Linked DNA regions of Homo sapiens: all the other regions are linked to region 4. The links are chromatin contacts, found by Hi-C or POLR2A ChIA-PET in ENCODE. All regions are on one chromosome and are shown on one strand. The core of a region is the stretch at or near the end of the contact, and the rest is flanking DNA. Distances in the headings are between cores, read along the strand shown. Region 1 holds the start of ARHGAP1 (Rho GTPase activating protein 1). Region 2 holds the start of LRP4-AS1 (LRP4 antisense RNA 1). Region 3 overlaps PHF21A (PHD finger protein 21A). Region 4 holds the start of NUP160 (nucleoporin 160). Region 5 holds the start of ATG13 (autophagy related 13).

Region 1 (4,887 bases), core at 2,018-4,517, 1.1 Mb after region 4:
TGAGGCAGGAGAATCACCTGAACCTGGGAGGCAGAGGTTGCAGCGAGCTGAGACCACGCCATTGCACTCCAGCCTGGGCGACAGAGTGAGACTCCATCTCAAAAAAAAAAAAAAACAACAACAACAACAACAACAACAACAAAACAAAACAAAACAAAAAAACCCCTTCCCACCTTAGCTCATCTGTAATATAAAAGAACCCCCACGCCAGAGAGAAGAAACATGGGAGGCTGGAAACCGTGTACATACAAAGCTTACTCTCTTTCTTACTATTCCAGGAAGCTCTTAGGAAGGTAAAAGTTGCAAATATCTATATTGTTATTCCAAAGAACAGACCCGTCGCTCTTCAACAGAAAGCAATGAATGACAATTCATAGTCTGAGACTGTCCCTTGCCTGAAAATTCTAGCCTTGCTGTATGTACCAACCCTAAGCTATTCAGTCATAATCCTTACCCAATACTAATCAAGCCCCACCCTCCTATCCCATGTTGAAAGATCCACCTTAAAACAGATTTTGAAAAGCTACTAAGACTCTATAGTGTCCTTCCTTACCGCAATGAGCCATAAACTCTGCTTTGTCTTATCAACAGGTTGTTTTGGTGGGGAAATTGCTGGGAAACCAGCATTTATTTGACACATACCTATGCAAGGTTCTGCTGCATCCTCCCCAGGGGAGGCCACTTCCTGCTGTACAGCAGACTCCACTTCTGTCACCACTGCTACAGCTGCCTCTTTGTCCAGCCCAGGCTGGGTGAGACTTGGGCCCTCAGAGGAAGGCTGGGGCCACAGCAGCAGTTCAGAGCCTGGCAGCACCAGCTGGTACACTTGCAGATGAAGCCTCTCGCTGATCCGCACTGGGGCCACATTTCCCTCACTCTCCAGCCTGCCCCGTTGTACCAAGCTGCAAAGCAAAGTAACAGCCAGCTAGGAGATGCTCACTATTCAAGTGGTCTTCCCCGAAAGCCCCAGTCCCCAAGCAGTCTGGGTCCTAAAGGACGCCGTGCCTTTGGAACATTCACTGCAAAAGAGCACTGAATAGGAAATGACAGTCAGCACCGGGTTCCATCCCAAACCACAACAGAAAACCTCAAAGGAACGACACACTCTCCTCTGACTTACCTAGTCCAGCCAGAACTCTGCTCACAGGCACACACGTCTCCCCATGGGCCTAATGACAGGTTCTGAAATAAACCAACAAAAGTCCTTCTCAAATGTGTTCGAGGGGTCGGGTAGGAATAAAAAAAGAAACTAGATGAAACTTTCCTGGGACAAATTTAAGATGAAACTCCTGGAAGGTTAGAAGCCTCTGGTTCTCCTCTAACAGGACAGTGCTGTCTGATTCTTCATTCAGTAAGGACCAAAAAGTCTGTCTCCTCACCTCCCTCCCAAGGGTATGGAGAATTACTAAATTGAACACATTACTGTCTTCCAGTGAGTACTAAACAGAAAAAGTAATAAGGAACACCAGCTTTTTAAAATGGTATTTATTGGGCCAGGCGCGGGGGCTCACACCTGTAATCTCAGCACTTTGGGAGGCCCAGGCAGGCGGATTACTTGAGGCCAGGAGTTTGAGACCAGCCTCACCAACATGGTGAAACCCTGTCTCTACTAAAAATACAAAAATTAGCTGGGTGTGGTGGTGCACATCTGTAATCCCAGCTACTCGGGAGGCTGAGGCATGAGAATCACTTGAACCTGGGAAGTGGAGGTTGCAATAAGGCGAGATCGTGCCACTGCACTCCAGCCTGGGCGACAAAGCAAGACTGTCTAAGAAAAAAGAAAAATAAATAAAATAAAATGGTACTTATTGTGCAGTGAAACCTTTTATCTTCACTATTTCATCAGCTCCTCCATATAATCCCAAGAGAGCCACTGCTTTGTTTCACAGATGAATTAAATGCGGCACGTAATTTAACCAGCTAGGTGACAAAGCTGGAATTTGATCCCATGCTTTCTTAATTCCAAAAACCTTAGCTCTTGACCTTCCTCACTCACTGCTGACACTGTATGATTCCAGCTTTCAACAACTTTTCAAACCTCGATTCTTTAACTACTGCTGCTGAGAGGAGACAGTCCTGAAGAGAAGGGACAAGACTATCTCCTATCTCTTGAAATACTCTCTTTCTTCAAATTGAAAAGCTGTCTAGCAATGTCCAAACCTCCCCTACATTTTCAAGGGCGGAGGGAAGTCGCTCTATCCTTCAATACCTCCTCCTGCCGTGGCTTTACTCCCTCGCCCTTCTCCTTGGAGGCAGACTCCTCTTCCAGCGGCCCCCACAGCAGGCCGGGCTGCAGGGGGTCCCCGACACACCAGACCCCCAAGCGCTGTTCCTTGGCGAGTGAGGGGCCAAGGGCCAAGCCCCGGGGAAGGCTCTTTAAAGCGAGGATGTCTCGGGTCGGCTCGGGTGGGACGTCTTTGAGGCCCTGCGTACAGCCTTCTCCGGAAGGGTTCCATCCTAAGTCCAGGCCCAGGCGCGGCTCGCGGGCTGCAGAGAGAAGGGAAGACAGTGAGGGAGCCACCCAAGAAGGTGGGAGGTGGGGAAAAGTGTGGGAGGAAACCGCAGGTCCAGGTGGGCCTGCGGAGCCCGAGGGACAGGTGAGGGCTCTAAGGAGGGCCCTGAAAGTTTTGAGGAGGCTCAAGGGCTCTTCAGAAGCCCCCAGCGACTCTGAGGGCACTGGAGGATCCTGGGATCCGGAGGAGAGAAGACTGAGGAGAAAGCTGACCACAGAGCGTCAGATCCACCTGGGCCAAGGTTGAGGGTCGCGGACATCGCAGGTCACTCACCGAGTTGCAGCGCCTTCTTCCCCTCCAAGAGCAGCTCCTCCGCCTCCTCCATTCCGGGTCAGAAAGCCTCCCTACGCCGGAAGTGAGCTTCCTCTTCTCAGCTCCTCCAGGAAACAGTCACGGACTTCCAAATTTTTTTCTCAGGAAAGAAGCCTCAGAGCTGGACCTCATTGGTGCACAGGACTGGGAGTTTGGGAGTACTGGGGAGGCAGAACTCTGTCCGAGAGCAATGCGAACCTCGGATTCCGGAGGTGCACCAGTGATTCGACTAGCTGGGAAAGCGGAACTAATTGTTCCAGCCATCTCTTTGGGAGCGACGAGTCGGACAGTTATGCTGTTACCTCCCCGAGGCAGGAACTTAGGCGGGCATGTGCAGGAAGTGGGCGGGGCTCCTGGAAAGGCCATGTTTGGGGCCGGAAGTGGGTTGGAGGTGTGGCGGAAATGGTTGGGGATAGAAGAGAGCGGGAGGGGGCGGTTCCCGTTCCACCGCGGAGCCGGATGTTTGCCGAGCCTTGACAGGCGTGGCAGAGGGAGCAGTGCCCGAGCGCGGTGAGCTGCTGGGCGCGGGGTCTCCCCGGGTGGGGATGGGGAAAGGAAAGGAGCTGGCCAGGTCGTCCGAAGGGATGGGGTCCGGATGGGGAGGACCGGAGCAGATCCGAGGAGGGGAACGGGGGTGGAACTGGGCTCAGAGGCCTGGCCTTCCTGCAGGGTTTCTGCCCCATTTTGGCGCCTGCAATAAGAGGACTTAATCATTTTCACTACCTTCTTCCTGCCTTCCCCAGGGCAGAGTCCAGGCCGGATCGCTGTCATCCAGCAAGCCGGCGGGAGGGGGAAATCTCCCAGATCTGATCTGGCAAAGCACTAAGAAGAAGAAATTTGGGGGAAGTGTTCCTCCTTGCCACTTATTAGGCCACGCTTTCAGTTCAACTTATTTATTTTTTTAAGACGGAGTTTCACTCTTATTGCCCAGGCTGGAGTCTCGGTTCACTGCAACCTCCGCCTCCCGGATTCAAGCGATTCTCCTGCCTCAGCCTCCTGAGTAGCTGGGATTACAGGCGTCCGCCACCACGCCCGGCTAATTTTTGTATTTTTAGTAGAGACAGGGTTTCACCATGTTGGCCAGGCTGGTCTCGAACTCCTGACCTCGTGATCCTCCCGCCCCCGCCTCCCAAAGTGCTGGGATTATAGACGTGAGCCACTGCGCCCGGCCTCAGTTCAACTTCTTAATCTGTGAAACAGGATAATTGCAAAACGTAACCTGGGCTTTGTAAACCGTGAAGCTCTATGCAAACATAATTGTAGTTGAGAGTTGTAATTGCTGTTGTATTGTGGTGGGATTTGCAACTGGGAGGCCGATTCCAACGTTGAGAATATGATTTCTTTTCTTTTTTTTTTTTTAGACGGAGTCTCACTCTGTCGCCCAGGCTGGAGTGCAGTGGCGTGATCTCGGCTCACTGCAACCTCCGCCTCCCGGGTTCAAGCGATTCTTCTGCCTCAGCCTCCCAGGTAGCTGGGAGTACAGGCGCGCGCCACCACACCCGGCTAATTTTTGTATTTTTAGTAGAGATGGGGTTTCACCATCTTGGCCAGGTTGGTCTCCAAATCCTGACCTTGTGATCCGCCCGCCTCGGCCTCCCAAAGTGCTGGGATTACAGCCGTGAACCACCGTGCCCGGCTGGTCCTCTCTTTCCTCACTGTAAAATGAGCTTAGTAGAACATGCCTCATCAGTGCTATCGTGAGGTTGAGTTTGTGTCCCCAGTTCATGGTCCTATATAGGCCCTCAACAAGTGTGGGTTCCCTTCTTTACTTAGGAGATGAATTAATTGGTTCATTCATTCAACAAATGATAGCATCTACTATATATCAGGTGTCATTCTGAATAGACCAGAAGTTCTTAAACAGTGATTCTCAGAAGGTGTATGAACCTCTTAAAATTGCATACATCTCCTAAGTTTTCTTAGGGAAAAAGTCCACACATGTTACCAATTTCAGAAAAGTCTACAACTTCCTAAAAGTGATTGCCTAAGGTGATCCTTAAGATTTTTGTAAAGGTTTACCTGCTGAGAATGGAAAAATTAATCTCAGAGTTGGGTGTATTTT
Region 2 (5,041 bases), core at 1,288-3,787, 1.0 Mb after region 4:
CACATACGTTTATAACCATATATAATAAAATCATTCCACAAGTTCTGCAACTTGCCTTTTTTTCAATTAATAAAATTTGTGCATGTTTCTGTTCCAGCACATAGATTAACCGCATTCTTTTTAACAGTTTCATAGTGTTCTATTGAATGGATATGTCATAATTTATGTAAAAGGTTCCCTGTTGATGAACATGTAATTTCCAGATTTTTTATTTTTTTTAGAGACAGCGTCTCACTCTGTCACGCAGGCTGGAGTACAGTGGCGTGATCATAGCTCACTGCAGCCTTGACCTCCCACACTCCAGCAATCCTCCACCTCAGCCTCCCAAAGCACTGGGATTACAGGCATGAGCCACCATGCCTGGCCTCCAGATTTATTTTTTTATTTTATTTTATTTTTATCTTAAGCAGTGCTGGCTGGGCACAGTGGCTCACAGCTATAATCCCAACAGTTTGGGAGGCCGAGGCGGGTGGATCACTTGAGGTCAGGAGTTCAAGACCAGCCTGGCCAACAGGTGAAACCCCGTCTCTACCAAAAATACAAAAAATTAGCTGGGCTTGGTGGCACATGCCTGTAATCCCAGCCACTTGGGAGGCTGAGATAGGAGAATCGCTTGATCCTGGGAGGTGGAGGTTGCAGTGAGCTGAGATGGTGCCATCGCACTCCAGCCTGGGCGAGAGAGCGAGACTTCATCTCAAAAGAAAAAAAAAGAAAAAAAAAAAAGGGCCGGGCACAGTGGCTCACGCCTGTAATCTCGGCACTTTGGGAGGCTGAGGCAGGTGGATGACCTGAAGTCAGGAGTTTGAAACCAGCTTGACCAACATGGTGAAACCCCATCTCTGTTAAAAATACAATAAAAAATAATTAGCCGGGCGTGGTGGCAGGTGCCTGTAATCCCAGCTACTTGGGAGCCTGAGGCAGGAGAATTGCTTGAACCCGGGAGATGGAGGTTGCAGTGAGCCAAGATCACGCCATTGCACTACAGCCCGGGTGACATGAGAGAGACTCTGTCAGAAAAAAAAAAAAAAAAAGCCGGGTGCAGTGGCTCACGCCTGTAATCCCAGCACTTTGGGAGGCCCAGGCGGGAGGATCACGAGGTCAGCAGATCAAGACCAGCCTGGCTAACACAGTGCAACTCCGTCTCTACTAAAACTACAAAAAATTAGCCAGGTGTGATGGCACGTGCCTGTAGTCCCAGCTACTCAGGAGGCTGAGGCAGGAGAATCGCTTGAACACGGGAGGCGGAGGTTGCAGTGAGCTGAGATTGCGCCACTGCACTCCAGCCTGGGCGACAGAGCGAGACTGTCTCAAAAAAAAAAAAAAAAAAAGCAGTATTGCAGTAAACATCCTTGTACATTTTTCTTTGCATACTTGCACAGATCTGTACGATAAATTCCTCATAGTGGATTACTGGGCCAGAACTAGATTATGTACATTTTAGTAACTGTCAAATTGTCCTCCTAAAGGTTTGTACCAATTATACTCTTACCAATATTGACTTTGAGTGTCCATTTTTCCAAATCTCTTTATATTTTTAAAAACAGAGATGGGGTCTTGATAGCAAGACCCAGGTTGGTCTTGAACTCCTGGCCTCAAGCAATCCTCCTGCCTCGGCCTCCCAAAGCGCTAGGATTACAGGCATAAGCCATTGCACCCAGCCTGTTTTTCCAAATCTTGACCAACCAAAGGCTGTTGAACTTTTTCATCTCTGCCAACTTGACAATGAAAAAACATGTAATTGTTTCATTTACTTTTATCCATCCTCTCTCCATCTTTTAGCCTGTTGGGAATCTACACATTCTTTAAATCCTAGGTTAAAAATTCATCTTCCTCACAGATCCTCCCCCATCAAATTTCTCCTGTCTCTAAGCATTTATAGCTTTTCATTTATACAGTTATTACACTGCTTTGAATTTTAGTGACTAGTCTGTATGTTATATTCCTCCAACCACTGTAGATTACAAATTCCTTGGAAGTAAGGACCTGAACTCATTCACAGAAACACTGAATGTAGAGCTAAGCTAAAATTCTGGAGATCATGTTAACCAAGCCTCTCGTTTTTATAAGGGAATATTAAGCATTTGCAGGATGCGTTACAGTTCACAAAGGCTTTTCTCAGACATTCTATTAGTTATATTAACTCCTCCATTAAATTGTAAGGGAAACATCGTTATCCCATTTTACAGATAAGGAAACAACTCCAGAAGATTTACTGAGAAAAGTGATTTACTCAGAACAGTTCCAAGGTCAGAATCCAGCATCCTGGCTTCATTCGCTGTTACTTCCACGACATCTCAGCTGCCTCTGGTTTCCCTCACAGCACTTAGCTTCACAATCTCTAGGGAATGAAATGACCAAAAAAAATTGTCGGGTGTTGACAGCAGCCTGAACATCTGTAATTAAATAAAGCAAACATGCTGACGACCAAGGATGCCCGGGTCTACACACATTCTTTCGCCTTTCTTTCTGGAGTCGGCAGACTTGCCCCCGGCAGCGACCAGCGTCCCCACCCGTGCAGGCGGCGTCTGGTCCAGAGGGAAACACGGCTGCGCGCGGCCCCTTTAAGGCTGCGGGCGGCGCGTGCCCACAGGCCTTTCAAATGGACCAATAAAAGTCCGATGGGCGGTCCGTCGAGGACCAATAAAGAACGAGGACACTGCGGGGTGTGCGGCGGCCCAAGCGGTTTCAAACGGCTTAGAGCAGGCCGCTTGGTTCTGACCCAGCTGAGGTGAGTGGTCGGTGGGCCTGCCCCACCCGCGAGGCCCTCGAGTGCAGGCATCGCGCGCGCAGAGGAGCCCCTGAATCCTGGGCGGCTGGAGGTCTCCAGACGCGCGCCCCACTTGCCCCACGAACCCGGCAGGTCTGAGGCGGCGAAGCGAGCCGGAGGCCGGGGGACCTGCGGCGGGCAGGGCCGGGGGCGTGGGCGCTCGTGTGCGGCGGAGGCCGGGGTTGGGCTCCAGGTGGCCAGAGCGCGCCGCAGCGTGGCGCGGGTGGCAGCGTCCGCGGGGCGCGGGCGGTGCAGGGCCGCGCCTGGCGGCAGCGATTTACCAAGACTAGGGCGGGGGCCCCGAGAGCCGGCCCTGCTAGAGTGCCTCTCGCGTAATTGTCAAGTGAATGAATAAGTAAGCGCCTACGAGGGCTGTGGTGGTTGCGAAGGGCCTTGTCGCCCTGGAGCAAGGACAGCGGCACCGGGGCCTGGCCGCACACCTGTGTCCCTGCTGGCTTGCTGCGATGTGAACGATTCCGATCATCCACCACCCCGCCCTTAACGACTGGCTTTCTCTCTCTCAACGTGTCGGGAGCGTTCTGGTGTCCTTCCAGCCCTGGAGGTGTTGGGGAACCAATACAATAGCCAGCAGTGTGGGTTGGGCCTTGCTACTTTAAGGTCGGGCTCGGTGAACTAGATTCTTACTTTTGAGCTCTCCCCTCTACTTGTAATCGTGGTAATTGTTGAGCAGGATTGAAATGCATTCCGTTGTGTTTCTTGGATAGAAAATGATGAAAGGGTTGTTGCCAGAGTGGCTAGTGTGTGTTAGAAAATATATTCGTGTTGATGAATCTTAACAATGAGTTTTTTATTCAGCATCAATAGAGGTTGAAGTGGTTTTTGCAGAACTTGCCCCAAATTTATGCGTGGCTCTAATTTAATTCTCATGGGACCAAGGCATCAAATCTTGGCCCAGAAATGCTGCCTGTCTTATGCATAATTATAGTAATTGAAAACTCATTTTTAGAAAGGTGAGCTCCTCCTTCCTCCATTTTCATCACCCTGAAAAGTCCTTCTTTTGACCTAAAGAGCCAATAAATTAAGCTAAGAATCTTTTGAAACTTTAAGAAATTGTAGAAGACTTTGACTTCTCTGAAGTGACTGGACAAACTGTAATGCTTTTACCAAATTTAATGATATAGATAAAGGTGAAATCAATTTATTTTGCAACCATAAGTTAAATCTAGTTGGTAAACTCATGTAAAAAAATTTTTAAATAAGATTTTAGGCTGGGCGCGGTGGCTGACGCCTGTAATCCCAACACTTTGGGAGGCCGAGGCGGGCGGATCACGAGGTCAGGAGTTTGAGACCAGTCGGGCCAACATGGTGAAACCCCGTCTCTCTCTCTCTCTCTCTACTAAAAATACAAAAAATGGCTGGGCGTGATGGCGGGCGCCTGTAATCCTAGCTACTCGGGAGGCCGAGGCAAGAGAATCATTTGAACCCGGGAGACAGAGGTTGCAGTGAGCCAAGATCCCGCCATTGCACTCTAGCCTGGGTGACAGAGCGACCCTCTGTCTCAAAAAAAAGAAAAAAAATTTTTTAAAAGGCTGTTCACTGAGGCAATGGCAAGCAAAGGTATTCCGTAACAATTAACATGCCTTTTACTTTATTCTCCATTACTTTAAAGTCTTGATCAGTTTTGAATTATGTTTGAATTATGAACAGTGGGTGTGGTAATTCCATCGCAGTCTTCTACTACTGACAGTTCAGTTTTAGCAGCACCTGTTTTTTTGGTGTTTTTTGTTTGTTTGTTTGTTTGTTTTTTACCTTCACGGTTTATTGTAAAGGATGCTACAAAGCATACAGATGAAGAGAGGCGTAGGGCTTGTAGGTATGGGAGAAGGGTGTGGAGCTCTTATGCTCTCATATGAAGTGTGTTTGAATATACCAACTCTCCTGTAAACTTTTATCTTAATTCCATCAACACTCACTTTCTTTTCCTTTTTTTTTTTTTTTAAGACAGAGTCTTGCTCTTTCGCCCAGGCTAGAGTGCAGTGGTGCGATCTCAGCTGACTGCAACCTCTGCCTCCTGGGTTCAAGCGATTCTGCCACCTCAGCCTCCCAAGTAGCTGGGACTTCTTGTGTGCACCACAATGCCCAGCTAATTTTTTGTATTTTTAGTAGAGACAGGGTTTCACTATGTTGGCCAGGCTGGTCTCGAACTCCTGACCTCAAATGATCCACCCGCCTCAGCTTCCCAAAGTGTTGGGATTACAGGTGTGAGCCACCACACCTGGCTAACCCTCACTTTTCTAACTGTAGCTTCTATTA
Region 3 (4,748 bases), core at 1,895-4,394, 1.9 Mb after region 4:
GCTGGAGGTTCTTTGCCAGCACCATGCCAAGTGAAATAATATATTTACTCTCTCTATTATACACCAGTGTGTGCCTGCAGCAGCCTCCACAGCCACGATGGGTTTGTTTCTGTTTTCTTGGGTGGGGAGCAGGGACGGGCGGAGGGAGGAGAGCAGGTTTCAGATCCTTACTTGCCGAGCCGTTTGTTTAGGTAGAGAAGACAAGTCCAAAGAGTGTGTGGGCTTTCCTGTTTCTAAACTTTCGCTACTATAAAACCAAAAAAAGGAATTGAGATTTCACCAACCCCAGTGCCCAGAAGAGGGAAGGGGAGTGGCTGGAGGGAGCAGGGGGTGGGACAGTGTATCAAATAAGCAGTATTTAATCACCTCTGGCGGGGGCCTCGTGCAAGGGGAGACTGACACCAAGAACAGCCAGTAGGTTCTTCTCCCCTGCACTCTGCTCCCTGCGCGGTAACCCCACCACTCCTGAAGCCTGCCCAGTCTCCTTCCTTCCCTGCTTGGTGAGTCGCGCATCTCCGTGGTTATCCCGCTGTCTCCTCTCCAAGAACAAGCAGAGCCCGGGCCACTGGCCCTTGCCCAAGGCAGGGAAGAAGGATGTGTGTGTCCAGGAAGGAAAAAAAGGTGGATCAGTGATTTTACTTGAAAACAAGCTCCATCCCTTTTCTATATTTATAAGAAGAGAAGATCTTGAGTGAAGCAGCACGCGACCCAGGTGTGTGTGAATTGAATGGAGACGTTTCTTTTCTCTTTCTTTAATTTTTGTTTTTGTTCTTTTTTTCTTTAAGGAAAGTTTTATTTTACTGTTCATTTTACTTTCTTGGTAACAAAAACTAAAATAAGGAATAGAAAAGCTGTTTTTCAGGCTGACAGTCCAATTAAGGGTAGCCAAGACCTTGCATGGTAGAGTAGGAATCATAGTGTCAGTGAGGTCCCGTGAGTCTTTGTGAGTCCTTGTGTCATCGTTCGGGCACTGTTTTTTTATGCAAGGGCAAAAATCTTTGTATCTGGGGAAAAAAAACTTTTTTTTAAATTAAAAAGGAAAATAAAAGATATTGAGGTCTTCCTAGTGTTACTTAAATTAAGATCAAGGTAAGAAACATTGTAAAAAAAAATTACAAAAGTGCTATTTGTTTCCTAAAAACAGTGATTTCTATTAAAAAGGTGTCAGAACTGGAGAAAATGCCGTGTAGTTATAATTTTTTAGCACAGACCCTGCTGATCACGATGACATTTTGCCGTGTGTGTGTCTCTAGACTGGTGGGCCAGTCTCCTTGAAGGACAGAGGCGGAGCTCCCCACCCTTCTCTCTCCTCAGAAAAGACCGTGCTCTCTTCTTGGTGCAGGGATCTTGTCTCCTGTTGTGAAGCCCAAATGGAAGCGTGGATGGTATCAGGGCCCTACCCGTGGTCTTCTCAGATTCTGCTAGAGCAAAAGGCTGGTGCCTAAATAAGATCCCTTCCTTTGGTGCTGCTTTTGGTCTTTCAGCCACCAGCATTATGAGTGCCTGGGGGACACCTCCGAGGGAACTGGCCAGCGGAGCTCTGTGGTGCGCACGCACCCTGGCCGTGACAGGAGGGTGCGGGAGTACAGGCTGGCTGCATCAGCCCTTGGTGCTTAGAACAGAGGAGGAGTGACATGTTTTGAGGGTACGTCTCTGAGACAGAGCCCCAGCGTGGCCTTCGCTCTGTCTTGCCTTTGGGGAGAGGTCTGAAGCTCCCACTCCTTTCTCTGCCTGTTGGCTCCAGGCACCAGAAATTTACTCCACTCCACCCACCCACAAGCCTCCTGGGTGACCCTGGGCTAGAATTGCTGCGCTTGCCTCGGCTTGGCCGGTTGTGGCCTCTCCTTGAGAAAACCAGGGTTGTGAAAGACTCAGACCATTCTCTCATCTTGCCTTGTCAGAAGTAAATTGTGTCAGATTTGTGCTCTCGCTGGAGACCTTTGCCCCTTGCGTGCCCCTGGCCGATGGGAGGGCGGTGGAGGCTCTGTACCCTGGCCCTGCTGGAGCATCTCCCCCAAGCCCACTCCAGGCCCTGGGAATGGCCAGAGTCTAGGAGAGGTAGAAACGATCCTATCAGCTTCTCTCCCACCCAATTAGGCCCAGAGAGACAAAGACAGATCTGAAAGCAAATGCAACAGAGAAGAGACACTTCTTAGAGTAAAATGTGTCTCATCTCTATCAGCCATCGCCTTTCATCTTCCCAGGGGCCTCAGAAGAAGGAATTAAGTTAGGCTGAACAGGCCTCAGAGTTAGGCCCTGGCTGCTTGATTGGCTGAGGGGGAAAGAGTTCCCTTTTCTCATTCAGAAACCAAGGTGCTGTGTCTAGTCAGGGAGCCTTGGAGATGCCTGGACTAGTTGGAGGAATCGTTGGCAGAGGATCAGAGACCAGCAGCAGGCTGTCTGCCCTGTCTAGAGCTCTTCCCCTCAACTTGTCTGGGCCCATCTGGGGGTTGCCACACAACACCTAACTTACCTTTTCCTGAAAGAAGTTGGGAAACCATCATCACTAGAGGCCTTTGCTCAGAGAGGAGCTGCCTTAGGAGTCTTGGGTCGGAGGACGGGGCTAGGAATTGACCAGGGCTTTGCCTGCCGCCCTCAGCAGTGTCGGGTACATTCTGACCTCGCCTGCAGCTGGGCTGTGGATTCTTCCTGACATTCAGATGTGAGCTGTTTTGGGAGTCAGCTAGTATGGAGTACGAGATGCAACCCAGCCCCCAAACCTACATTCTGCACTCAAATTCCAAAACACTGCTTTACTGTAAAGAAGAGGCCCCTGGCACCCAATCTCCCTGTCCTTCACTGTCCCCTCAGACCTGGGCGGGGAGGGGGGGGGGCCTGTGACCACCTGAGACATACGCTCGTGACACTGCCCCACCCCAGCCACCTCCACTTGCTTCCTCCTCCTTCCCTCCGCTGCTCTTTCCCCACGGCCCAGAATTTAGCTGCTCTGACAGCCACTTTTGAGACCAGCTGGCTTTGTAGTCACTTCAGAGAGCTGGAGCGGCTGCCCACTGGGCCCTGACTGGGAGTCCCCTGCCAGCTCCTGATCAGGCGCTGCGCCCTGGTGGCAGTGATGACTGGGAGTCCCCTGCCAGCTCCTGTCCAGGCGCTGCATCCTGGTAACAGTGAGGCCATGTTGCTGTCATCTCCACCTCTGCATTCTTGCTGCCTGTGGGTCCTTTTTCTTTCATGGAGCCTGCTGGGTCTTGTCTCACCTGTGCTGAGCTCCTCTGGGGTTTTGATTTCTTCCTTCCTTATCAGGCCCTTTGGGGTAAGCCTGCTGGTTGTACCTGACATAGGGAGGCAGTTAGGGGCAGTCCCTGGTGGGGCCGCCCTGGCAGCCTCCAGCTGGCACCATCGTGTGCCTGGTTTCCCTGCAACACCTGCCTCTCTGTCCCTGCTGCTGCTTGGCTCAGGCCCAACAGGCAGCGTGCATGGAGGTGGTTACACACAGCTGTTTCCGTGAGGGTGACCGTGTCTGCAGCACGCTTCCGTCTCCGCATGCACGGCTGCCTCTCCAGCCACCTCTGATACTTCTCTCTTGGGGCCATCAGAGCCTCCCTTGGGCTGTCACCTCCCAGCTCACACACACTCTTCAGTGGTTTCCTCTCTTCATTCTCTTATAGGGCGTGGTCCTTCTTATTTATCTAAAGGGCTGAATTTAGGAGACTTTTTACCCAGGGGCAAAAGGCTCTTAGGGTAATGAGATGGATGGTGGCCCAGGTGCATTTTCCAGGGCCTGGGTTCTCCAGATCCCGTGGCTTCTGTTGAGTGGAGGCAACTTTGCTCTGTGTGAACCTCGCCCCTGTCCCTCTGCCGGGCACCCCTGGCAGGAAGCAGGACTCCCATCCTCACCCTGACTTAGACTGTCCTCTGAGTCAGCTCCTCTCCAAGACAGGAGTGGGCAGCCCTGGGCAGTCTTCTGGCCCCTTGCTAAAGTGAGGGGCAGGAAGCTGGGGCTGCCCTCCAGAAAGCCGGGGTAGGAACTCTGAAAAATACCTCCTCTAAACGGAAGCAGGGCTCTCCAGTTCCACTTGGCGCCCCCTCCCACAAGGCCCTTCCTCCCTGAGGACCCCACCCCCCTACCCCTTCCCCAGCAGCCTTTGGACCCTCACCTCTCTCCGGTGTCCGTGGGTCCTCAGCCCAGGGTGAGCTGCAGTCAGGCGGGATGGGACGGGCAGGCCAGAGGTCAGCCAGCTCCTAGCAGAGAAGAGCCAGCCAGACCCCAACCCTGTCTCTTGTCCATGCCCTTTGTGATTTCAGTCTTGGTAGACTTGTATTTGGAGTTTTGTGCTTCAAAGTTTTTGTTTTTGTTTGTTTGGTTTTTGTTTTGAGGGGGTGGGGGGGGATACAGAGCAGCTGATCAATTTGTATTTATTTATTTTAACATTTTACTAAATAAAGCCAAATAAAGCCTCTCAGCCTCATGGTGTTGGGTTTGGGGCAGGGGAGGGTGGGCAGGACACATTCCAGTCCCAGCCTCTGCCCTCCCTGACTGGCTGTCTGGGGGTGGGGGGCGGGGGGGTGCTTGCCCTTAAGGGCCCAGGCCCTCCTGTGACCCCAGCTGGATGTAGCACCTCCCTTGTGCACTGACGCCCTAGCCCCAGAGTGCCCTTGCTCCCCCAAACCAGGAACACAAAAAAGATGTTTTAAAACTTTAATTATGAAAAAGGGATAAACAATTCAAGATGGGGGAACCAGCCCCAAACTGGCTGGGGCAGAGAGAGACCAGTCCCCAGCCATACAAT
Region 4 (4,743 bases), core at 2,009-4,508:
AGTAGTCAAATAAGCTTAGAAATAACAGTTCAGGCCAGGTGCTGTGGCTCACGCCTGTAATCCCAGCACTTTGGGAGGCAGAGGTAGGAGGATCGCTTGAGGCCTGGAGTTTGAGACCAGCCTGGGCAACATAGGAAGACCTTGTCTCTACAAAAAATAAAAAATAAAAAATTTGGCAGGGCATGGTGGCACAAGCCTGTGGCCCCAGCTACTCGAGAGGCTGAGGCAGGAGGATCACCTCAGCCCAGGAGTTTGAGGCTGCAATGAGCTGGGATCACATCACTGCACCCCAGCCTGGATAACAGAGCAAGATTATGTGTCAGAAAAAAGAAATAGCAGTTTAGTATTAGACAGATAATGTGGATGCCATTGATAACCCGGAAAAAAGCAGTTTCAGCAAGGCAGTAGAAGCAAAAGCCTGAAAAACATGGATTTAATGAGGCCAGATGCAGTGGCTCACGCCTGTAATCCCAGCACTTTGGGAGGCCGAGGCAAGTGGATCACTTGAGGTAAGGAGTTCGAGACCAGCCTGACCAACATGGTGAAACCCTGTCTCTACTAAAAATACAAAAAACATTACCCAGGCAGGGCAGCGCATGCCTGTAATCACAGCTACTTGGGAGGCTGAGGCAGGAGAATCTCTTGAACCCAGGAGGCGGAGGTTGCAGTGAGCCGAGATTGTGCCATTGCACTCCAGCCTGGCCAACAATAGCGAAACTCCATCTCAATAAAATATATATATATATATATATATATATATATATATATATATATATATATATATGAGAATGAGAGAGAAGGAATTAAAACACTCTTGAGTTTTGCTGTGGGTGAGAGGAGAAGAGATATGGAGTAGTAGCTGCAGAGAGTGGAGGTCGAGGGAATGTTTGTATGCTTAGTACATACAGTACTAAGAGAAAAGGGGAAAAGACTGAAAATGGAAATAATTGAATTGCTAGAATGATGTCCTTGAGCAGGTGTTCTAAGGAAGTAGAAAGGTTGTCTCTGCATAAGCTCAGAGACAGTTTATAGTAACAGGAAGGGAAGGCAAAATATGTGGTTACAGATGCTGGTAGGTGGGGAGATGTCATTATAGAGGAAGTCCTCCCTTCCTCCTTCCTTCTTTCCAGATGGGTGTCTTTCTGGCCATGCTGGAGCACAGTGGCAGGATTGTAGCTCACTGTATCCTCCAACTCCTGGGCTCAAGAAACCTCCTATAGCTGGGACTACAGAGGCACACAACTATGCCTGGCTAGTTTTTTAAAAATTTTTATTAGAGATGGGGGTATGTTGCCCAGGCTTGTCTTGAACTCCTGGCCTCAAGCCATCCTTCCATCTCAGCCTCTGCTTTAATTTTCTAAATGAAGAAGCAAGCTGAGAGTCAGGATGACAAAGGAGGCAATGGAGGTTATAGGAGTTATGAAATATTCATTTAGAACAGTAAATGGAGAAGGCAAATACAATGTGTTTGCTGGGCAGCATTATGGGCCCACTCAAGGTACATGGTCCTGATGGAGTTACAGGGAGGCATGTCAGTATGGGTGTATAGTTTTCTGTTTTCTTTCTTTTCTTTTTTTGAGACGGAGTTTCGCTCTTGTTGCCCAGGCTGGAGTGCAACGGCGAGATCTTGGCTCACTGTAACCTCCACCTTCCGGGTTCAAGCGATTCTCCTGCCTCAGCTTCCCAAGTAGCCGGGATTACATGAGCGCACCATCATGCCCAGCTAATTTTTCTTTTTTTCTTTCTTCTTTTTTTTTTTTTTTTTGAGACAGTCTCGCTTTGTCACCCAGGCTGGAGTGCAGTGGCGCGATCTTGGCTCGCTGCAACCTCCACCTCCCAGGTTCAAGCGATTCTCCTGCCTCAGCCTCCCGAGTAGCTGGGATTACAGGCGTGCACCACCATGCCCGGCTAATTTTTTGTATCTTTAATAGAGACAGGGTTTCACCATGTTGGCCAGGTTGGTCTGAAACTCCTTACCTCGTGATCCACCCACCTCTGCCTCCCAGAGCGCTGGGATTACAGGCGTGAGCCACCGCGCCCGGCTAATTTTTCTATTTTTGGTAGAGACCGGGTTTCACCATGTTGGCCAGGCTGGTCTCGGACTCCTGACCTCAAGTGATCCTCACGCCTTGGCCTCCCAAAATGCTGGGAGCCACGCCCGACCCGGGTGTATAGTTTTCTCCAGTCATGTTCAGCTACAGATTTGAATGTAGTCGAAGTTGTAGTTTTTACCGATGAAGAGTTAGGCAATGAAGTAATTTAATGGTATTCAGGATAAGAAAGAAACACCAAAGAAGTGTGGGACAGTGAAGATTTTGTAGAACAATGGATTCCAGGTAGAATGAGGGGACTGCACTGCCAAAGTTGGTGTCCCAGAGGGAGTGAAGTGGAAAGATAGAAAATGATGGTCGGAACCAGATAAATGAAACGGAGAATGACAGGGAATGGTTGTGGTCACTGGTAATAGAAGTGCTTTAACTTCTATTGGCTATCACTAAGGAACAAAACCTTCCCCGCTGGAGATTAGCATTTTCCTCGATTTTGAACATCTACTCCCACAATATCTTCTAAACACCCACTATGGGCCCTTACTGCATTGACAGCCAAGTGCAAGATCACGGGTGGAAGGAATGGCAAATTCCTTTCACGTATCCAAGTGAGTAGCACTCAGGTAACCTCAGCAAGTGGCAGCACCAAGGTTTACCACATTACGTTTCATTATACAGGAATACACGAATACAGTCTCTTGGGGAGGGGAAAGACCAAAACCAAAGGCCTTTCCCTCACTACCCCTTCCTCACCCCGCCATCCCAAGTGTCGCCACTGAAGAGCGAAGGGAGGATCGCCAAAGATTTACAGACGGACACCCTAACCGAGGGAGAGGTGACCATAAACCCGGGATCCGGCAGAGGACGCCGAAAGGCCGGGACTCCCCGGACCTCGCCCCTCCTGGTCGACTGAGCCCCGCGTTTTAGAAACAGAAACAAACCCGGCCCCGCCCCCTGCCCTGCGGCCGCTGAGAAAAGAGCACCGCCCTCCGGAGGCGTTCCAGCCGGCCACTGGAAGGTTCCCGCAGATAGAGTCTGCCTCCCCTGCCCCCTTCTCTTCTGGATTCCTCGCTGCCCACCCTCATTCTCCCGGTGGAAGCCTCGCAACGAAGGGCCGGAGCCGCCTTTCTGCTCCCGGAATGCTTCACCTGTCCGCAGCTCCGCCCGCCCCACCCCCGGAAGTGACGGCGACCGCGCGGCCCTGCCTTTGTTCCGTTGGGCGTCGCGGCGACGGCGGGAAGATGGCGGCGGCGGGAGCCCTGGAACGGAGCTTCGTGGAGCTAAGCGGAGCTGAGCGCGAAAGGCCGAGGCACTTTCGGGAATTCACAGTCTGCAGCATTGGTACGGAAATGGCCAGGGAGGGTGCGATCCCATCTGTCCCCTCGGGCTCCTCTCATGGGTCCCAGGGTCCCTGACGCCCTGTTTCATCCTCCTGAGTCCACATGCCTCTAGCCCCGGGATCAGAGATTCCTTGATGTCCGACGTTTTCCTCTTTTCTTTGTATGGGTTGTCAGTCTGTCACTCTCTGCTTTGTCAGCTCCCTTAGTCCCTGTCATTTCTCAGAAGACGCGTGTGCAGGCTGACCACGTTCATTTTGCAGGGACTGCAAATGCCGTGGCTGGCGCCGTAAAATACAGTGAAAGCGCGGGAGGCTTTTACTACGTGGAGAGTGGCAAGTTGTTCTCCGTAACCAGAAACAGGTTCATTCATTGGTAAGTGTTGTGGTTCGCCAAACTCCCCTGGAAGGTAGGGTTTGGTGTATAAATTTTCGTCGCTGTACCCAAAGTGCTATTCTAGAAGCGGTAATTGACACTTAGGGAAAGAGAAAGATTGTTTTTTCAGTTCGTATCAGAATCGGGAAAACTGAGACACAGAGTTCTAGAAGAGATACCTCTCCCCCTCCCCCCCCCCACCCCCACACACACATACACCAAGCAACACCAGAAGCAGAGGAAATGTAGCTTAGGGGAATAAAGCCCATAAGACCAATTTTAAACATGAACCCGTTATGTTTTTATAGTGCTTTACAGCTTCCTTCATTGTACAAATACGTTCGAGCTTCAATATGTCAGGCATTGTGCTAGGTACCAGGACGAAATGAACAAAACTGCAATTTTCATCATGCAAGACGTTGTAGCAATGTCAGAATAGATGTAGACCCACTTTTCATGGGGAAATTTTTTGGAGGAAAACTTGCCCTAGAGGAAAAATATACGGGTTATGAGAGGCTAATAAGAGGACCAAATATAATTAGTGGGGCAGGGAAAGGCTTTAAGGAATTCACAGTTACCCTGAGATCTAAAGGACACGAGGTTAGCCAGGCATGGGGAGTGGACAGAGAGGAGTCCAGCAAGTAGGATCACCATATGCAAAGGTCATGAAGTGGAAAGAATGTGGCGGGTTTGGAACTGACCAAAGATCTGTGTGGCTTAAGTGCAGTGGGTAAAACAGAAAGTGATGTGAGATACTGAGGCTGGAGAGGTAGGCAGGACTCGGACCATGAGGGACCCTTAGGCCATTTTTAAGGATTTTTGGATTTTATCCTAAGTACATTGAGTAATAATTGAAAGATTTTTAAAGAGTTACTAACATCAAAATTGCATTTTTGGATGGGAACAGTTAACACTAGGGATTCCAAAAGGAGGGAGGGAGGGGAGCAAAGGTTGGAAAACCTATCGGATACTGTGTTCACAAC
Region 5 (4,567 bases), core at 481-2,980, 1.2 Mb after region 4:
TAAATATTTAAAACCCAAACTTTAGAAAGGTTTGATTCCCTCTGGGCAGCCTCCTTTGCATTCCTCCTGGCTACAGTACCTCTATTCTCTCGCAGAATATTTTCAGTTTTTATTGGTTTCCACAATTTGATAGGAAGCAATGACCAGCAACTCTATGCACTCTCCTCCACTAAGCACATGCAGGAAAAATGACGGTTTATGTAAATTCATCTTACTTAGCTCCACACCCCATGTTGGAAGTTACTTTCGAATATTCCACACCTAAAGTTCAAGTAAACTTCCTTCGAGATTAAGCTCCTGGGCCGGACTCTGTGGCTTATGCATGTAACTCCAACACTTTAGAAGGCTGAGGTGGGAGGATTCCCTGAGCCCAGGAGTTTGAGATTAAAGTTAGCTATGAAGGCGCCACTGTACTCCAGCTTGGGTAACACAGCAATACCTTATCTCTAATAATAATAATAAAAATTTTAAAATCTAAAAAACTAAAAGACTTCTCCTGAGCTGATAAATGGAGAGTTGAAAACAACAAAAAAAAAACCTCATAATTGAGCTGGAGCCACTACATGCACACATGAAAAGGACTAACAGTCATAAAACAACACACAAAATCTGGAAGCTAATTTAGTGTAAAGGAAGAGCTTGTTGTTTCTTATTATAATACATCTCCCACTAAAGGTGTCCAATAAATTCTATCACCTTAGGAGATGAGTTTTAAACTAAGTGTAATGAGAAAATAGGTAATTTTTTAAAATCTCTTTTTTCTTTTTGGCTGCGGGGTGGCCAGAGAACGAAGAAATACCAAAAGTGAAATGCTACGCTGAATTGACCAGGCTAACTGGGAACTCACTGGAAAAGTGAAAACTGGGAAGAATTAGTGATGAGCTCAAGAAGGTGCTTAGCCACTTACCCAGAGATTTATTTAATGAGAATGGATCACAGGTTTCCACAGGTCGTTCCACTGCCAGTAAGAAGACAGTCGTGAACCATGGGTCCCTTTTTTCACTAGTCAACAGTCACCCTCACCTACACGCGGAGTACATATTTGGCACTCAGCAAATCTTGATTGAATGAAAACCTACCTCACTCATATTGGCACCCAACCCCGGAGTTATGGCCCCCCAAATTACCTCCAAAACGCCTGACGACCTAACCCAAGGAGCTGAAAAAGTGGAGAGGAAAGCTCTGGGGTGGAGGGGATTCTCTGCCAAACAAGCAGGGGCCAACGGGGCCTAGACCAACTCAACTTCCCACAGAAAACTCAGGGGCCCAGGGGATTGAACCGTGGCTAATCCCTTCTACTTCCACGAAGCAGCAGCCAAGGGGCCGCAGATCCACAGCCTCCCACCCGGGGGCGCTGAGAGATCTTGGGGTATCCCCCGCAAAAGTTAGTACCTGCGAAGCTGCGGCACAAAGAGTGGTTCCGGGCTCTCATTACGGAGGCCGGGACCTGGGACCGACCAGCCGCGCCTCCTGGCTGAGGGTTCCGCGCTCCGGAGCTGCAGTGACCGTACACGTCGCCGATAGACACCTAAGGCTTCAGAAGGGTCCTGGCTCGCAGGCCCCAGACGTTTTGCTCCTAAGACTCCGCGAGTTGTCGCACCCACGTCGACTGGCGCTCTTCAGTGCTTCCCTCACTGGTTAAGCGGTCACTCCCGCCTTAAGCCCAGCAGCCGGTCGCTTCCCGGCGCCGCCATCGTTAGTGTTTGTTTTCATCCGCTTCGGTAATGGCCGGGGGGGGGGGGTGAAAGAGGGCTACGGGGGAAATCCAGATGCCTAACCTTAGTCGCACTTTCGCTACAGTACGGACGCCCTATTTATTCTTTTAGTCCTCAAAATATCCATAAAAGTTGATTTTCATTCCACGTAAGCTTTCTTCTCCAATCTTTCTAAGCTACTCAAGATAAAACAAAGACGGAAAGGCGGTGTTTGAGAGAGAGAGAGAGAGACCGTTTGGGCCGCGTGTGGAATGTGCGGAGATGAACCGCAGGTAGCCGCGGCAGCGGCAGTGAGGGCGCGGCGCGGGGCGGGCGCTGACGCGGAAGGGGCGGTGCCGCTGTTGCGCGCCGTGGCGGCCTCTGTGCAGTCGCCGGTTCCGGAGGAGGGCCCAACCCGGCTGGGTGGGTGGGAAGTGTGGCTGGTAACCTGGCAGCCGCGGAGAGGTGGGTGACGGGCCTGGGCTAACTGAGTGGCCGGCGCAATCAGACTTTGACATCCGTTTTTAGGGTGCCCTTTAAAAGTGGCAGAGTCGCTTCCCAAACCTGGTTCGGCCAGCCTCTTTTTCGCTCCCGACTTCCAATGTGTCTGGTCTTCCGTACTTCCTGGCCCTCAGGTTCACGATTTGGAGTTCTTGGAGTGAGGGAAAAGCCTTTTGTTACAGCACACAGTGTACGTCCATAAGGCTGGGTTGTGGACTTTGGTTGTTTTTTTTTTTTTTTTTTTTTTTTTTTTTTTGCCCCTTCTTTTCTTGTTAGACTGGTTTGAACACCCCAGCATCTGTCCTGTATTTGTCAGGTGAAACCAGAAGTCTTTGGATAATGAAACCCGTGACCAATTCTTACCCAAGGTGGTTATGACATATGTCAGCTGCTTCTTGGCCTATATAGTTAGAAGCCGACCTCTTTTACCTTGTGAATAATTATGTCATCACCTCCATTATTCTTTTGGTGTTCTCAATTGAAATGCCAAGCATTAAATGAGCCACAAAGATTGAATTCCCATTATCCTTGAATCAGAGCAAGCCTGTCGTGCAGCCATGAGTTAGTGGAGAAAAATCCGGAGTTGTAAGTACAGTACGTTTTGCCTCAACAAAATGGAAATTTGTAGAAAAGGAGCTGCTCCAGCCTTTGAGTCACTTTAAAGTCTTTGGTAGGTTCCTAATGTTTTTTCTTTTAACATTTACAGAGAGAAGATTATAAATGGCAGAGCCATTTAACTGTGGTTAGCTGTTGGATTCTGATACTTTCTTAAAAATACGTTCTTGCACCAACATCTTCATTGGGAACAGTTCAGAAAAAGCAAAGAGGAGAGCCAACATTCACATTTACCATGGCTATACCAATAACAGTGCTTGACTGTGACCTCTTGCTATATGGCCGTGGTCACCGGACATTGGACCGTTTTAAGCTGGATGATGTGACTGATGAATACTTGATGTCCATGTATGGGTTTCCACGGCAGTTCATTTATTACTTGGTGGAGCTCTTGGGGGCGAATCTTTCTAGGCCTACTCAGCGATCCAGGGCTATTAGCCCAGAGACACAGGTCCTTGCAGCATTGGGTTTTTATACCTCAGGTTCCTTCCAGACTCGGATGGGAGATGCCATTGGAATCAGTCAGGCGTCTATGAGTCGTTGTGTTGCCAATGTCACTGAAGCACTTGTGGAAAGGGCCTCACAGTTCATTCGCTTTCCAGCTGATGAAGCCTCCATTCAGGCTCTGAAGGATGAATTCTATGGGTTGGCAGGGATGCCAGGGGTGATGGGGGTGGTTGACTGTATCCATGTGGCCATCAAGGCACCAAATGCTGAAGACCTCTCCTATGTGAACCGAAAAGGCCTGCATTCTTTAAACTGCCTGATGGTGTGTGACATTAGAGGGACACTAATGACCGTGGAGACAAACTGGCCCGGCAGCCTACAGGACTGTGCTGTGCTGCAGCAGTCTTCCCTCAGTAGTCAGTTTGAAGCGGGTATGCACAAAGATAGCTGGCTTCTGGGTAAGTTTGCAAGTGTGAATTTTCATTTTGTTTGGAGGCATAGAAAAGTTATGTAGGCTGGGGGCGGTGGCTCACACAACCCCAGCACTTTGGGAGGCTGAGGCGGTAGATCACCTGAGGTCAAGAGCTGGAGACCAGCCTGGCCAACATGGTGAAATCTTGTCTCTACTAAAAATACAAAAATTGGGCATGGTGGCAGGCGCCTGTAGTTCCAGCTACTCGGGAGGCTGAGGCAGGACAATCGCTTGAACCCAGAAGGCAGAGGTTGCAGTGAGCCGAGATGGCGCCATTGCACCCCCACCTGGGCAACAGAGCAAAAACTCCATCTCAAAAAAAAAAAAAGAAAGAAAGAAAAGGGACCGCACGTGTAGCTCATGCCTGTTATCCTAGCACTTTGGGAGGCCGAGGCAGGCAGATCACCTGAGGTTGGGAGTTTAAGACCAGCCTGACCAACATGGAGAAACCCCGTCTATACTAAAAATACAAAATTAGCCGGGCGTAGTAGCGCATGCCTGCAATCCCAGCTACTCGGGAGGCTGAGGCAGGAGAATCGCTTGAACCCGGGAGGCGGAGGTTGCGGTTAGCCAAGATCGCGCCAGTGCACTCTAGCCTGGGCAACAAGAGCAAAACTCCATCTCAAAAAAAAGAAAAAGAAAAATTATGTAGTGGAGTAGAATGAGATATGGCAGTCTGTAGAGCTGAGTCTCAGTCCTGTCAGTTTTTTATGAGACCTCAGGTGAGAATTTTCTTAGCCTTAATTTTTAAAAAATCAACATTTAATAGACATTATTAAAACTTTAAAGCATACTGTTAGAGCCAGCACAGTGGCACGTACTAGTACAACTGGTAATT

Evidence for each region. A loop is a pair of places that touch in the nucleus more often than their neighbours do. ChIA-PET counts read pairs that join two places held with the same protein, here RNA polymerase II (POLR2A). Pooled maps may share reads with other maps.
Region 1: a map of naive thymus-derived CD4-positive, alpha-beta T cell shows a loop between it and region 4 (16-fold over the local background). The contact joins the promoter of ARHGAP1 here to the promoter of NUP160 in region 4. A Hi-C loop is called at or near these places in 1 of 168 maps with a recorded cell type or tissue (naive thymus-derived CD4-positive, alpha-beta T cell), 1 of 37 single-sample maps with no recorded cell type and 9 of 50 pooled maps.
Region 2: a loop to region 4 is called in a pooled map, with 5 times the contacts of the local background. The contact joins the promoter of LRP4-AS1 here to the promoter of NUP160 in region 4. A Hi-C loop is called at or near these places in 4 of 50 pooled maps. POLR2A ChIA-PET finds 5 or more read pairs at or near these places in 3 of 52 experiments (A549, K562 and activated B cell).
Region 3: a loop to region 4 is called in a pooled map, with 3 times the contacts of the local background. The contact joins the enhancer-like site here to the promoter of NUP160 in region 4. A Hi-C loop is called at or near these places in 1 of 50 pooled maps. POLR2A ChIA-PET finds 5 or more read pairs at or near these places in 2 of 52 experiments (GM10248 and GM12878).
Region 5: a map with no recorded cell type shows a loop between it and region 4 (25-fold over the local background). The contact joins the promoter of ATG13 here to the promoter of NUP160 in region 4. A Hi-C loop is called at or near these places in 2 of 37 single-sample maps with no recorded cell type and 6 of 50 pooled maps.

The regions. Positions count from the first base shown.
Region 1 is chr11:46,698,999-46,703,885 of GRCh38, reverse strand. It overlaps ARHGAP1 (Rho GTPase activating protein 1), which reads left to right and starts at 3,267. Exons shown (of 13, transcript NM_004308.5): 1 at 3,267-3,335. It overlaps ZNF408 (zinc finger protein 408), which reads right to left and starts at 2,855. Exons shown (of 5, transcript NM_024741.3): 1 at 2,787-2,855; 2 at 2,210-2,487; 3 at 1,121-1,182; 4 at 643-902. The coding sequence starts at 2,838. RefSeq lists an enhancer at 2,772-3,061 and a silencer at 3,392-3,511.
Region 2 is chr11:46,843,907-46,848,947 of GRCh38, reverse strand. LRP4-AS1 (LRP4 antisense RNA 1) reads right to left here and starts at 2,537. Exons shown (of 3, transcript NR_038909.1): 1 at 2,449-2,537; 2 at 2,231-2,338. CKAP5 (cytoskeleton associated protein 5) reads left to right here and starts at 2,668. Exons shown (of 44, transcript NM_001008938.4): 1 at 2,668-2,728. RefSeq lists enhancers at 2,274-2,393, 2,848-3,425, 4,484-5,041 and silencers at 2,604-2,683, 2,864-3,013.
Region 3 is chr11:45,928,992-45,933,739 of GRCh38, reverse strand. PHF21A (PHD finger protein 21A) reads left to right here. Exons shown (of 19, transcript NM_001352027.3): 19 at 1-4,421. LARGE2 (LARGE xylosyl- and glucuronyltransferase 2) reads right to left here. Exons shown (of 14, transcript NM_001300721.2): 14 at 4,644-4,748. Among named protein-coding and RNA genes, the nearest start is that of LARGE2, 8.7 kb to the right of the region's middle. RefSeq lists enhancers at 3,153-3,242, 3,593-3,782. Within about 2 kb of position 3,144, at least 18 of the 41 ENCODE cell types and tissues checked have a DNase peak (open chromatin) inside an H3K27ac peak, as active enhancers do; they include GM12878, where a contact is called at or near this core.
Region 4 is chr11:47,846,865-47,851,607 of GRCh38, reverse strand. It overlaps NUP160 (nucleoporin 160), which reads left to right and starts at 3,258. Exons shown (of 36, transcript NM_015231.3): 1 at 3,258-3,389; 2 at 3,649-3,760. The coding sequence starts at 3,290. RefSeq lists enhancers at 1,169-1,218, 1,249-1,298, 2,761-3,320.
Region 5 is chr11:46,614,716-46,619,282 of GRCh38, reverse strand. ATG13 (autophagy related 13) reads right to left here and starts at 1,730. Exons shown (of 19, transcript NM_001346311.2): 1 at 1,393-1,730. HARBI1 (harbinger transposase derived 1) reads left to right here and starts at 2,056. Exons shown (of 3, transcript NM_173811.4): 1 at 2,056-2,159; 2 at 2,902-3,715. The coding sequence starts at 3,046. RefSeq lists a silencer at 1,470-1,764 and an enhancer at 1,744-1,923.